Regions from separate parts of the Homo sapiens genome. Here region 2 is linked to region 1. The links are chromatin loops, found by intact Hi-C in ENCODE. Cell type or tissue: CD4-positive, alpha-beta T cell. All regions are shown on one strand. Each heading gives the region's core, and the rest is flanking DNA. Links, peaks and the distances in the headings are about the cores only.

Region 1 (8,351 bases), core at 1,806-6,805:
GAATCAAATATTTAATATACGCCTACCTTGGTTATGTTAGATGCTGATGACGCAAACTAAAGTTTTGCCTATCCTTTTAATTTATTCTGAAGTCCAACCAAATGTACAGTTCAACAAATATTTGGGTTTGATTTTATTTTTCCAATTCAATTGTTTCTTGCTGTCATTTGCTCTCTTTGGAAATTCCTAAAATACTGTTATGAATGTCCAACATTCTAATATATCAAATGTGCAACAAATATTATTAATTAATAATAACAACAATAGCTAACCTTTACTGAATACTTATTACTTTCAGGCACAACTATCTCATTTAATTCCCACAACAAATCTATGAGGGAAATACTATTATTACTCCCATATTACAGAGGAAGAAACCAAAGCAAAGAGATGAATTAAGTTCACATAGCCGTAAGAGGAAAAGCCTGGACTAAACACATATGTTCTGACTCTAGAGTTCATGCTTTTAACCATGATACTAACATAGTTTATATTTCCACTATGTAAGTTTCACATAAAATGGATAAATTGCCTTTTAAATATAAGATACTGAGAAACAAAACTATTAGAGCTATGTATCATTAGAACTCCAGAGAATGAGGCAAGATAGCTGGTTCTTAGTTTCTCTGGAGAGGTGTTCTTGCTCTCAGAAAGCTTGCAACCCAACTGGGGAATCAGAATATATTCTAAGGAAAACAATATACTGTGATATACAAAGGACTTGCTATGAAAGTTGAGGGGCGGCAGTAAGTTCTAAGGACCAGGCCATCATAAAAGGCTTGATGGAAGAGATAGGCCTTAAAGCAGGGATTACTCTGATAGGAGGAAGAAAAGAATTAGGGTGTTATAAGTAAGGAGAAGCATTTGAACACAATTATTGATGAAATGCTGTTACCAAAACACCAGGAGTTCCATCTATGTCTTGCTGCTTACCACCCAAAAAGTCAATCACTGAGACAATGATTATTGTCAAAGAAGAAGGCTTTAATCAGATGCTGCAGCCAAGGAGATGGGACATCAGTGTCAAATTCACCTTCCTCACTGACTAAAATTAGGGGTTTATATAACAGGGAAGAAATGTTAACTACGTATGAGAAAACAGGAACTAAGGAAGGGTAAGGAAACAATAACGAAGAATGAGGGGTCTGGCATATCACTGTCTAGATGCAGTAATCTGGTGAGTTTCAGCTCTTTGATACTTGTTGAGAGGTCTGGGCATCCTTTCTTGAGGAAGGAACTGAGATAAAGATCAACAAAATGTGGCTGGGCGCAGTGGCGCATGCCTGTAATCTCAGCACTTTGGGAGGCTGAGGCAGGCAGATTGCTTGAGCTCAAGAGTTCCAGACCAGCCTGGCCAACATGGTGAAACTCCATCTCTACAAAAAAAAATACAAACATTAGCCAGGCATAGTGGCATGCACCTGTGGTCCCAACTACTTGGGAATCTGAGGTGGGCAGATGACTTGAGCCTGGGAGGTAGAGGCTGCAGTGAGCTGAGATCATGCCACTGCACTCCAGACTGGACACCAGGGCAAGACTCTGTCTCAAACAAGCAAACAAAAAGATAAAACAAATGCAAGTTTCAAGCTTTCAGAAAAGAAGTGTCCATTTCTATGTTTATTAATTTAAAAAACCCCAATAAACAAAACTAAACAAACAAACAAAACCCTGTCTATGGGACTGTTGGGTTGATTTCAGTACCATGAAAAGATCCAATTGTTTAAATGTTTAATGTATGGAGATAATAGGGGAGGTTGGAAAAGTAAGGATCATATTGAAGAGGTAACTTGAATGCTAGGTTAAGGAGTTAGGACTTTATTCTCTAGACCTGCCCTGCTGGATACAGTAGCCACTAGTCACATGTGGCTACTGAGCATTTGAAATGTGCTAGTTCAAATTGAGGTGTGTTCGGGCACAATACATACCAGCTTTTGAAGACTTAGTAGGAGAAAAGAATGTAAAGTATCGCCTTAATAATTTTTAGATTAATTAATTTTGTAGCTTGCACTTACGGCTTACATTATATTTCTATTGGAAAGTACTGCTCTATAAAATGAAAAATGAAGGAAGCTTAATGATCAGAAATTTATGTAAAAATTGTTTTAAGAAGTTTATTTTGGTATAAGCAGAGTGTAAGACAACTGTTCTCATTCAGTAAGCCAATGGCAAGTAAAGAAAAAAACAAGGTTCTAGTGAAGAAATGGGACTGCTATAATTTAAAAGATATTTAAGAGACAGAACAGCTAAATGGAAAGTGTACATTTTGTCTGATTCTGAGTCAAGCAAACCAACCAGAAAAAGACATTTTCAATTAACCGTGGAAATGTAAGTAAGGTCTAGATATTATGTGACAGTCCAATAATGACATTATGGAGATAAAAGAAAAAGTTGGTACATTTTAGGGATGCAAACTAAAGTATGTAGAGATGAAATGACAAAATATTTGGTATTGCTGGGGAAAAAAACTATTTCTTACTTTCCAAACCCCAATAAATAAATAAGGTAACACAATAACCTAATAAATAGTAAATCAAAATAAAATGCTTTTGCTGTAAAAAACAAAAAACCTGGAGTACCGGAGCATATCTACCTACACAAGGAAGAACCAAGCTGTGGACAGAAGGGAGTTTGAGGGCTAGAGATGTTCAAGGTGGCATCATTCTGACAGTACTGTTTAGAAAAGCATTCACCACACTACTTAATTCCATTGCTTTAGGTATTTTCATGAGGCCACACAAGAAAGTATGATGCAGCCAGGACTAAAACCAGATGCTCTTTGTATCTGCCTTTAAACATGACAAAACCCTGTGGAGAACCTAATCTATGCTTTCATCTTTAGATTTTTAAACTTGCTTGTTTCATTCAGTTATTCTTTATAGTTCATAACATCATTAAATAACTGATCATATTAGATTATTTTATTTATTCTGCTTAAGTTTATCTTGACTGCTTCTCAAACTCAGATTGGTAGAAGTTTAAAAAAGAAGGAAAGCAAAATCAAAGCAGTAACAACAAAACCATTTTAACATCTCCAAGTGAAATTTATGTCATGCTGGCCAAAAATAAGATGTAGTTTTCATCTCCAGGTACAATGCTAGGAAGAGGTGTTAATGTAAAGTAAGCAGCACAAAGAAGTAATAAAAGGAAACACAGGAATCAAGAAAGGGAGAAGAAAGAAAGGTGAGAAAAACACCACCACCACCACCACCACCACCACCAGCAACAATAACAAACCCCAACAGTGCCCATATGCAGTGCCCCCTAACTGCTTCGAAGAAGAACAGTTCATTCTGCTTTTTTCTGTAAGCTTGAAAGATAGCATAGCTGCCCTGGGAATGTGTAGACTTGCTGAGTCCTTGTTCTGCCCCTACCCAACTAGCTGTTTGGCCTTGATCCTTGATTTCTTTCCTCATCTATAAAGTGGGAATAATGGCACCTGCCTTACTTGTCTCACTGGGTTGAAATGAAAGCGAAGTGAAATAGCAAATGTGAAAGAATTTTGGAACGTTTTTATGTTGTAAGTTGGTTGCTAAGGTCTAAAAGAAATATTAATAATTACGTCGAATATCTTCTGCAGAAAAAATTAAACCGACCCCATCCCCCGCACATCTAGCCCTACCTGGCATAGGTTTTAGTTCTTTTAATTTTCGAATTAGAACATTGTAAAGGAACTGTAGGGACGAGAGTGGCATCAGGTCTCCTCATCCTTCTCACATCCTTGCCCCCGCACCCCTCTCTCACCCCAGAGTTCAAGCACCAACCGAAAAGATTGAGAGTAGCTCAGGGTACGGTAAACGGAGGAAGCTTTGAAAAAGGCGGGGAAAGCCTGGGATGGCGAGGGGGTGCTCGCTGAGGAGGAGGAGAGAAGCGACAGTCGCGGGGCCCGGAAAAGAGAGACTTAGAGCGAAGCCAAAGGCGCCTTTCTTCACAGTTTGGGAACTTACTGGTAGTAAACGCCACTCCATAGAAGCGGTGACCGGTTACCATAGAGACCGCGTCGGGGTGGGCGGAGCGTCGCTTCTGAGCTGTGCCACGGCCACATCAGCTCGGCCAGAAACGCGAACACGTCGGAACAGTGACTTCCGGCGGAAGAAGAAGCCGGTCCGGAGTTCTGGCCGACAGCAGGCGAGGAGTGGGTAGCAGCGCCTATGTGAAGTTAGGTAGGTCTGATGTCGTATAAAGCGCGGAGAGGGTGCCCGCCAATGGCTGGGTGGGTAAAGCCGACTGTGAATGGAGAAGATTCCCAAGTCCCGAGCTTGAGGAGGCCCCGGCTGTTTCGTTAAGTGTATATAGCTGTGGGAAGAGGTTGCCTGATTTCTGGGGCTCCTGGTAGGGTCTCTCTTCTGGAGCGTGGAAGACTGGGGCATCCTCGCGTAGAGAGTTTCACTCTGTCTTTGCGAGGTCTCAGCGCCTCTCCAATAACAGGGGACTCTTGTTCTCTACCAGCTGGTGCTGACGTTATTTCCCATATCATGCTCTCCAGACAATCTGGAGGAAAAGCAAACGAGAAACTTTCAGAAGGAATGCCCCCAAATTTATTTTAATTCTTTGATGTTCTGTTTTGCTTTTTTTTTATTCGTTCATTTTGTAAATATTCATTAAGCTCCTCCAGCGTGTTTAGTGGGTGCTTACTTGTGTGCCAGTTTTATCATAAGACTAGCAGAAATACCTTCTTAGAGGTTCATACACCACCTGGTTCATTATAAAATTCTTTTTTTTAATGCTGTTCATTAATTAAAGTATAAATATATATCGTGAAATACCTAACACGTTTTCCATACTTGTCGGTACACTTATACCTGGAATTCTTGGGGCATTTTAAATGAAAATCTGTGCTTCCTCAGGTTTGCATTATAATCATGATTTACTCGACTAAATACTAAAGAATTTACAAGGGCAGTACTTAATTTTTTCTTAGATACATGGCAAACTGTGATGAATTGTCATTAATATTTCTATTCAGCTAATCTGAGAAGGCCCACTTCTGGTTCCATGGATGATGGCGGTTGAGCAGATGCCAAAAAAGGATTGGTACAGCATCCTGGGAGCAGACCCATCTGCAAATATATCAGACCTAAAACAAAAATATCAAAAACTCATATTAATGGTAAGTCTTTTCTTTCAGATTTTAAATCATGAGGGGAAAAAAATCAATTTTTATATGAAACCACAAATTTAGGTTTCCAGAAAATAGGATACCAGTGGCAGGAATCCAGGTATTAATTTGATTTAATTGAACATTTCAGTAATATTGCAGAAAAACTTGATTTGAGGTGGAAAAGCATGGTTAGGAGCAGGAGATCTGAGTCAGGCTGCTTGAGTTAGAATCTTGAGTCCATCTTTATCTGTGAGAATTTGGACAAGTTACTTTTTCTTATATGTGCCAAGGGAGGATTAAATGAAATAATCCATGTAAAATATTTAGAAGTGTTGTTACATAATAAACAACAGTAGCTACTAGCCACATGTGGCTGTTGATTACTTGAAGTGTGGCTAGCCTGACTTGAGATGGACTGTAAGGGTAAAATATACACTGGATTTTAAAGACAGTATTTAAAAGGAATTAAAATAATTTAACAATTTTTATGTTGATTATGTTGATTAAAGTTCACTGGTTTTATTTTTCCTCTACTGTGTCCATCTGCTGATAAACTTCTTAAAAGAATTCTTGATCTCTTACCTAATTTTCATATCTAGCATTTCTACTGGCTCCTTTTTTAAAGTTTCTATCTCTTTCTCATCTTTTTATACATACTGTCCACTGTTTCTACTATATCCTTTAATAAACTTATCACAGTTAAACTCCCTGTCTGATAATTCTTTGTAGTTAATAATCAAACAGTTTTTATGTGGATTATATATTGAAATGATGATATTTTGGATTACTGGCTATTTTGTGTTTTATATACATAATATGCATGCATGTATTTGCACATATCAAAGTTTGTTTCTCTTGCATTTTACTTTTTTAACATTGCATATGTAGCCGGCATTTATACTTACATTATATTTCTATTGGGTAATGCTGATTTAGACCATTTATACACTAATTATCAGTTGACTTTTTTTTTTTTTTTTTTTTTTTTTTGAGATGGAGTTTTACTCTTGTTGCCCAGGCTAGGGTGCAATGGTGCGATCTTGGCACACTGCAACCTCCGCCTCCCACTTTCAAAGGATTCTCCTGTCTCAGCCTCCCAAGTAGCTGGGATTAAGGCGCATGCCACCACGCCTGGCTAATTTTTATATTTTTAGTAGAGACAGGGTTTCATCATATTGGTCAGGCTGGTCTCGAACACCTGACCTCAAGTGATCCTCCCGCCTCAGCCTCCCAAAGTCCTGGTATTACAGGCATGAGCCACTGCACCCGGCCGACTCTTTTTTTTTTAAATGAATTGTAGTATTTGTAAATATATCTCTGAATTTTTATATTCATTTTTTCAATCTGTATTGTGATGCTTCTTAAGCCAATGTCTGTAATTCTATACCGACGTCCGGTTAACTCAGTTTATAAAGAGTAAAGAACCATTATTTATATAGAATTTGTTGTCTCTTTAGTTTATACCAGTTACATCAGTGTTGTTTTGCCAAAACTATTAATGTTCATTGTGAGAGACTAACTGTTTCATCATCAGGATTGTACTAATATTCTTACTTTAGGTAGTATGTTGGACTAAATGACCTTAAGGTACCTTTTGCCCCAGAAGTTTTAAAGTTTCTGTCAGCAGAATCAAGTAGACTTTATTGAAAAATATCCTAATATTAAACCATCCTTGTACCTCACTCAGTTAATTGGGAAATGAACCTGGAAAAGTAGACTGGATCATTCTGGTTCTTGTAGGCCATGCTGGCCTTTAATTGGCCACTGAGAAGCAGTCTGCACATAATATGTAGTATCTGTCAAACAGCAAAGTAGGTAAATCATTTCACATATGCGCTAACAATGTATCAGAGAATTCTGGTTGCTCTACAGCTTTGCCAATATTTGATGTTATTGGTCTCTTTCATTTTGGCTATTGGAGTTTTTGCAATTTTGCCACCATTGACATTTTGGGCAGGATAATTCTTTGTTATTTCGGCTGTCCTGTGCTTTGTAAGATGTGTGGCAGGATCCTAGATGCCAGTAACAACCAAAAATGCCGCCTGCATGTCAAAATTGCCACATCCCATGAGAATCACTGGACTACTCTACAGTGTCTGGTCATACCCCATTGTGGGGTTGTTGCTTTTTTAAAATTTATCTGATGACTAATGATGTTGAGCCCTTTTTAATGTGATAATTGGCCATTTGTATAATTTTCTTTTATGAAGTGTTTTTTTTTAAATTAAATATATTCTTGATTCTGTATATATGTTGTATATATTTTCTCCTAGTCTGTGATTTACCAGGTCATTTTCTTAATGGTGTCTTTTGATGCAGAGTTTTTTGTTTTGACAAAATATAATTTATCAAATGTGTGTTTTTATAGTTAATACTTTCCATCTTCTCTAAGGTTATGAGAATATTCTTCGATGTTTTCTTCTAGAAGTGGTCATTTGCTTTTACCTTTAGACTTATGATTTCTGTGTATAGCATGAGATGTGAGGTCATGTTTTTATTTTTCCTCAGTATATTCAGTTGTGCCAGCATCATTTGTTGAAAATTTTTTTCTCCATTGGACTGTCTTGGCAATATGAGTCTATTACTGGACTCTATTCTGTTTTATATGTTGTTTATCCTTTTACTAATACCTCCATCTTGATTACTGTAGATTTATAATCAGTCTCAAAGTCATTGTAAAGTTAGTTCTCTAATATTATCCTTCTTTTCCAGTTTATTTCGGTTATTCTAGTTTGCTTATATTTCCACAGAAATTTTAGAATCAGCTTGTAAATGTCTACCAAAAAAATCTTGCTTGAGTTTTCAACTGGGATTGCAATAATAGGTATCCACTTTGGTAGAATGGCATCTTAATAATATTGAGTCTTTGAATCTATGAACATGTATCCTTCTCCTTACTTAAGCCATCTTTCATTTCTCTCGTCAGTGTTTTATAATTTTCAGTGTAGAGGTCTCACATATCTTTTCTTGAATTTATTTCTAGGTATTTGGTTTTTGGTTCCATTATAAATGGTATTTTAAAAAATAATTCATTTTTCACTTGTTGATTGATAGTATATAAAATTATAGCTTATTTTTATATACTGGTCTCTTATCCTACAATCTAGGTAAATTTGCTTTTTAATTTTCATAGCTATTTTTGTCAATTTCTTAGAATTTTCTGCCAACACAATTATGTCATTTGCAGATAACGAGAGTTTTAATTCTGTCTTACCAATCTGTATGTCTTGTATTTCCTTTTCTTACGTTAAGG
Region 2 (6,788 bases), core at 94-5,093, 1.0 Mb before region 1:
TTTTTATTAAATAAGAGATAATCTGGGAAGACGCTGTGTAAGTTGTAAGACCCTATGCCAAGAAAAGCCTTTAATTTTTTTCATAAAACATTTCATGAAAACTTTTTTTATGTTTTTCATAAAAGAGACATCAGTTGACCTAAAAACGAAGTAAATTTTTTGTTTTGTTAAATTTCCTCTAAATGTTACTTTTCCCACTAATAAGGAGACTGGTAACAAACTAAAAAACTATGTTAAGGGAAATTAACATATTGGAACGGGTATTTCTGCATCTCCCCTACAAATTTAGGAAGAAAAAGTGAGTTCCCTAATTAATCCTCAATTCCCTCTGCTGTTGTTTTGTTAGTGGCTGTTTTGCTGTTTTGTTAGTGGTGGGGGGGGTGTTCTGCATTAACACCCCGAAACCCCTGTGATAATGTCCTAGACCTTGCAAGCATCATGGCCGCGTGTGAGTTTTCTCAGCTTCCTCAACCTAATCTACCTTCCTTACCGTTTGGTAATGGGCAGCAAGAGAAAATGCTTAAGAACTCTTTAAAACTACTGATGTTTTAAAGTAAAGCTGGATAATTCCCTGAGCTGGCAGCGTTCAAATTGTATGAGGAGCAAATACTTTTGTTTACTGCCTAAGGTAGTAGGAGAGGTCTAATCAAAGTATTCTACATTTATTTCATTCTCTTTTGATTCTTAGGTAGTGCTACAAAAATATTAAATGTTAATCTTAGAATACAAAACATGCTGTATTTAGGCACTAAAGTAAAGTGATGTCAATCCTAAGGCAGCAGAAAGTCTTAATTTTCTCCTATGCAGAATTTTTAAAAGACAATGTCAGATAAGAAATCTGGACTTAGGAGAGACTTTATTCAAAAGGGTTATCACAAAAGGAGAAAAGGGACTTTTGCAATGGGTAGAACCAAAAGATCTGCAAGAATCTCCAAGGAGTGAACTGTGCTAGAAAGTTTTGGTGTGAGGAAGTAGGATATAAGGGTGGCTTGATCTAATAGTAGATCTGAGAATGTTATTCCTTGGCTCTGGCTGAGAGTTGGCCAAAGCTCAGGAACCTGGGGGAAGGAGAGAAACTAAAGTTTGATTAACAAGTATTTTGTTCCACTTGATCTGTAGGGCCAAGCAGATCAGCAAATTATTCATAAATTCATAGTTGAAGCAAAAAATGAGAATTTGGAGGGTCTTTCTTTTGCCTGGTCATAGGTAAACAAGGGGGGATCCTTGAGTCTTACCTAACTCAAGGGTGGGAGGATTTTTTAAATTATAGCTAATAAGGAGCCAGCACAGGGCTCAAGCAAAATTCAACTTGCCAAAAAGTGTTTTTATTATTTGACATTGAAAAGTATTGAAAACCTGGATTTTATTTATACCATGGTGAATCTTTCTAAAACTGGGGTTTTTGTTATTGGTTTGCTTGTTATCCTATAAGAAGCTGGATTTTTTTTCTTCCATGAAGAGTACTAGGTTTTATATTGACCAAAGTGTTTGGAGCAAATTAATCTTTTCTTGCGTTAAAAGATTATTAAAATAGGAACTGGTAAGATGCTATAACCAGTTTAAATGACAATTAAAAGTAGACATGTTTATAGAGCAGGAATATTGAAATAAATGTGCAAGTGAGGGCAAAATTGGCTGCTTCCACAGTCAGACGGAAGTCCATTGAACCTTCAGCAGATAGAATTTACAAGAATACAGACAATTATTTTGCATTGCTGTTGGTTATCTACAGTTGACAGTTGTAAAATAGCTCCAAGATGCTGAAAGAATCAGACTTCCCATGTAATCAGAATGTGAAAACCTGAAAGGCTGTGCTCTCAACAGTGCAGTTTTCTATTGAAGCAGATGTTTTTCTCTGTCCTTAGTGTATCGAATTTAAATCTCCTCTCCCTCAATAATCTTCCCTAGAGTTAGACTTCCTGTAAGGCAAATACATATCTGTGTTTTTCTTACTCTTTTTTGCTATCTTCTATAAAATATAGAAGATATCAAAACATTTTAAATTTAAATTTTTTAATTGAATTATCTGAAGCAGTACATAGCAAACTGTAATGTGCTTACAAATCACTTGGGTATCTTTTTGAAATGCAGATCCTGACTCATTGGGTCTGGAGCTGATACTGAGATTCTGTATTTCTACTGAGGTCTCAGCTGATGCCAGTGCTGATTCAGGGAGAGTAAACAGTAATGCATTTCCAACTATATTAAGGAAGGGGCCAGATAAATCATCGTTATGGAAGAACATAGCACTGTACTGTAGGTGAAAGGAACAATATGAACTTGCTGGACTGTCATTTGAAGAAAACAAAATATAAACTGTAGGCCACATTGCCAGAACACAGACCAAAATGAGCAAAAACAGTTGCTAGGAAACAGGCCCAAATGCAGAACTTTAGCTTATAGGAGGAAGTCAGAAAGAGCTGGAAATGAGAACATTGAGGAATATAACAGAGGAGGAACAACCAGAGGGTGTGATTTTTAGAATGCAAACAGTGACCACTTAGGATCAGTGTCTGAAATTTGGTGTTCCTTGAGCTAGCTGGACTTGGACTCTTTGACAGTATGTGAACAAACTGCCTAATCGTAGATCAGAAAGCTAACCTATGGAAGACTTTAAAACTACCTTGACTCAGGTGTGTGCAGTTTTACTCAGGTGTGTGCAGTTTTACTCAAGTGAGTGGGATTAGTTTGCCGCTGAATTTTAATCTGTGTAAAATTTAGTTTTTATCACAGTTGGCAATGTCTTCTATCAGATAGGATATTTTAATTTTAAAATGAGCTGATCCTGTAAAGAAGTAATTCGTTGTCTGAAATTCAAATCTAACAGGGCATCCTGCGTTTTTTATTTGCCAAGTCTGGTGACCCCATTTTCTGCATCCAGTAAGTAGAGATCTTTGGTGCTAGCTCAATGTGCTGCCTGTTACTAAGAAAAACTGAACTTCCTGTAAACAACTTACAGGACCCACCTACTCAGAAGGCTGAGGTGAGAAGATCACTTGAGGCCAGGAATTTCAGAAATAGGTATTCAACTTCACTGGCACAAGTTACAGAGTCTATTCCATTAGTTTCCTTTAATCATGATGAACTCTGTTGAATTTTGTAGTAATTTAGCCATGAATAAAGGAAACTAATGGAACAGAGACTCCCCAATAACTAAGGAAAAGAATTTTTTACCTAAAATTAAAATTAATAGAGTAAATGAAATTACCCTAAAGGGTAAAAATGTATTATTACTATGGACAGATAAGGTTTCTAAAGTAATTAGTTTCCTAAATCCAAGATGCTTTTCCTATCAAATATGACCATGGTAGCCCAAGTTTTGAATATTAGGAAATAGCTTTATGGCAAAAAAAGTTCCATTATAGATCTGTGGCTAAAAACTGGTGATGATTACCTCCAAATAAAAAGAATCTCTGGCATTAACAAAATACTAAGCATTATTTTCTGTACAGTGATGAGGGATAGTTGTCCTAGTTTCCCTTGTATTAAGAAAGGTCAGGCCAGGCACGGTGGCTCATGCCTGTAATCCCAGCACTTTGGGAGGCTGAGGCAGGCGGATCACGAGGTCAGGAGATCGAGACCATCCTGGCTAACATGGTGAAACGCCATCTCTACTAAAAATACAAAAAAAAAAAAAAAAAGCAAAATTTAGCCAGGCGTGGTGGCGGGCACCTGTAGTCCCAGCTACTCTGGAGGCTGAGGCAGGAGAATGGCGTTAACCCGGTAGGTGGAGCTTGCAGTGAGCCAAGATCTCGCCACTGCACTCTAGCCTGGGCGACAGAGCGAGACTCCGTCTCAAAAAATATATATAAAAAATAAGAAAGGTCAAAGCCAGATTGTGTCCCTTATTTGCTAATATACATTGCCACATAGTTCGTTGCCTTGTAACTTTACCTCTGATTTCCTTTTTCTCCTCCTTAATTTATCTTAATCCAATTATCTGTTTGAAGAAAAAAAAAATTTTTTTTATTTTTTTATTTTTTGAGATGAGAGTCTCGCTTTGTCGCCCGGGCTGGAGTCCAGTGACACGATCTCGGCTCACCGCAACTTCCGCCTCCTGGGTTCAAGCGATTCTCATGCCTCAACCTCCCATATAGCTGCACTACCACACCTGACTAATATTTTTGTATTTTTAGTAGACACGAGATTTCACTATGTTAGCCAGTCTAGTCTAGAACTCCTGGCATCAAGTGATCAACCCACATTGGCCTCCCAAAGTGCTGGGATTACAGGCAGGAGCCACAATGCCTGGCTAGAAGAAACTTTTCTAATTATTACTGTGATAGAAGCCATTTTATCTGATTTGATTGGGACCTGTATTAGTTCATTTTAAAAACTGACTAAAACACAGTAAATGAATATAAATATACTCTGTTTTTACCAGCTTTAAAACTTTTTTCAGTTAAAATGTTCAGTAACATATTTTAACACTTTAAAGTGTATTTTATTTTTTAACTTTGTAAATACAGTATTTTGACCTAAAACACAGACATTTATTCGCCATTTTTTGTTACCTGAGGCCAGAGTCTTCTTTTTATATGATTTTGCTGATTATTGTTTTTCTCTGCAGAAACCATATCAAAATGTGTTTAAGATTTCTCTCCAGTTTTTGTTTTTTTTTTAATTTTGCAAAGCTTAAAAACACTTGTAAAATTGCTGAATCCTAGACTTCACAGTCCCTCCCTACCACTCAGATTTCAGTGGTTCACATTTTTTCTCAACAGCAGATTTTTTCCTAATGAGTTGCATTGGTTGCATATTTTCTTGAGAATCCAACTTTTTTTTTTAATTTGCTTTGAAAATTATTTATGAAAAATTTCAAATAGAAAGTATGGACAGTAGTGAAGCACTTATGTACATGTCACCAAACCTTATTTTCTGTAAATCTTTTTGGGGAAAATAATGTTTTTTCCCCTCAGAAGTATCCACAAATGTGATATATGTTACTCTTATGTATATTTTAGTATATATTCATGTTTCATCTGTAAATCTTATGTACTATCTTATCTTTTTAAATTTTACCTTTAATGATGATACTATATAACCTTTACAACTTTTTTCACTTAAGATTGTCTTTGAGATTTATTCATGTTGATTCACGTAATTCATGTAGTTTATTCATTTTAACTGTTATGTGGGAGTCCCTTGTATGAGTAACGATTTCACATCCTTTACAATTAGGTTATTTGTCATCTTTCACTGCCAAAGGCAGTGAATGCTGAAAGTTTTCGTATATAACTTGTGCTCTTATTGGAGATATTTTTCTCCATCTGACACCCAGAACTGAAAAGAGCTGAGTCCCAAGGTGTATGCTTCCTCAGTTTTACAAGAAATTGCAGAAAATGTTCTAAAGCAGTTGCAGCAATTTACATTCCTACCAAAGTTATTATAAGGAGCATGTGAGAGTTGGACACATCTTAACCAGATATCAGATTTTTAAATTGATTTCAAGCAAATGTTTAATAAATGATATTTAATTTGCATTTTCCTAGGAACTATGGGGGAAACAGTTTGTATGCATGTATTGGCTTTTGTTCTCTTTCTCTGTGAATTGCCTGACTATATTTGTTTAGTTTTCCAGTGGACTCTGTCATTTTCTAATTGATTTTTGGAAGTGAGGAGTTACTCGAATATTTATGATAATAATCCTAACACCTTTCAAGTGTCTTTTTTTTTCTCCTTTAGTTATACAGAAATGTGTAAATTTTACATATAATCAAATATATCCATCTTTTTATTTATTTATTTTTTTGGTATCTGCTTGCTTGTTTGAAAAATTCTTCCATACTTCCATGTCAGAAAACCTTCTTTATTTTCTCATAAACATGTTTAGTTTTTCTTTTCATGTTTAAATCTTTAATCCACTTGTTATTGATTTTTGTTTGTGCAGAAGAGATCTAATTGTTTTTCCATATGGTTAAAGTCCCTTCTTCATTAGTGTGTGATACCCATCGATTAATAGTACCACATGTCATATACTGAGCCCTCATCTACTCATGGATCTGTTTGTTTATACTATACCAATACCATAGTTTTAATTAGAATAGGTTTAAAGTAAATCAATATGTTACTGTATTTTCCTTCAGGATTACCTTGGCTTTCTTAGACCTTTGCTCTTTCATATAGACCAGCTTGCTAAATTCCAAGGGGGTGGCAGTAGAATATCTGATGGAACTTTGATTGTAACAGAACTGAATTTACAGATGTATTCCCAGATAATTGACATATTTTTTATAATGAGCCACTCCATGATATATAGCTGCATTTATTTAGGGTACCGTTTTTGTCTTGCAGTTTGATAATTTTCTCCATGAAGGTCTTGTTGTATGTCTTTTGTAAGAGTCACATATTTTGTAAGATACAGTGTTTTTTGGTTTCTAGCATCCCTGGTGAATTCTCTTATTAGTTCTAATAGTTTGTTAAACCTCTTGTATTTCTCATGTATCTTAGGATAATATTTCTTATTTCCTCCTTTTTAATTCTTATGTGGTCTTAAATATAATCTGTAATTGCAGATGTTTTCGTGAAGTTCTGACTTTACAGGGAACGCTTCTGTTTGATTATTAAATGTCTATTATAAGACTTCGATAAATACCTTTTTTATTCCTTATTTTCTTTTAGATAGGTGTTGAATTTTATCAAATGCTTTTTCAGTTTCCTAGATAAACTTGCAGCACAAATTTGATTCTCTTTAATATTTTCTCTAGGGTGATCAGCCCATGACCTAAACCTCCAGACAAAATAAAACGGAAAATTTGCTAGAATCAAGAATGATGGATCCATGTTCA

What was found. Peaks named below come from ENCODE experiments on the same cell type or tissue, not always from the same donor. Only the 100,000 strongest peaks of a DNase experiment are listed, where the experiment ranks them.
Region 2: it touches region 1 in a loop (8-fold over the local background); 7 of 110 quality-filtered maps call a loop at or near these places.

What each region holds. Positions count from the first base shown.
Region 1 is chr11:31,365,753-31,374,103 of GRCh38, forward strand. It overlaps DCDC1 (doublecortin domain containing 1), which reads right to left and starts at 3,987. Exons shown (of 39, transcript NM_001387274.1): 1 at 3,945-3,987. DNAJC24 (DnaJ heat shock protein family (Hsp40) member C24) reads left to right here and starts at 4,108. Exons shown (of 5, transcript NM_181706.5): 1 at 4,108-4,160; 2 at 4,964-5,107. The coding sequence starts at 4,997. RefSeq lists an enhancer at 3,921-4,400. In CD4-positive, alpha-beta T cell, for the core only: no CTCF peak of the experiment used is centred there; a DNase peak (open chromatin) is centred at 4,039; H3K4me3 peaks cover 1,725 bases; H3K27ac peaks cover 901 bases.
Region 2 is chr11:30,324,179-30,330,966 of GRCh38, forward strand. ARL14EP (ARF like GTPase 14 effector protein) reads left to right here. Exons shown (of 4, transcript NM_152316.3): 2 at 6,708-6,788. The coding sequence starts at 6,771. Among named protein-coding and RNA genes, the nearest start is that of ARL14EP, 4.5 kb to the left of the region's middle. In CD4-positive, alpha-beta T cell, for the core only: no CTCF peak of the experiment used is centred there; a DNase peak (open chromatin) is centred at 2,933; H3K27ac peaks cover 1,624 bases.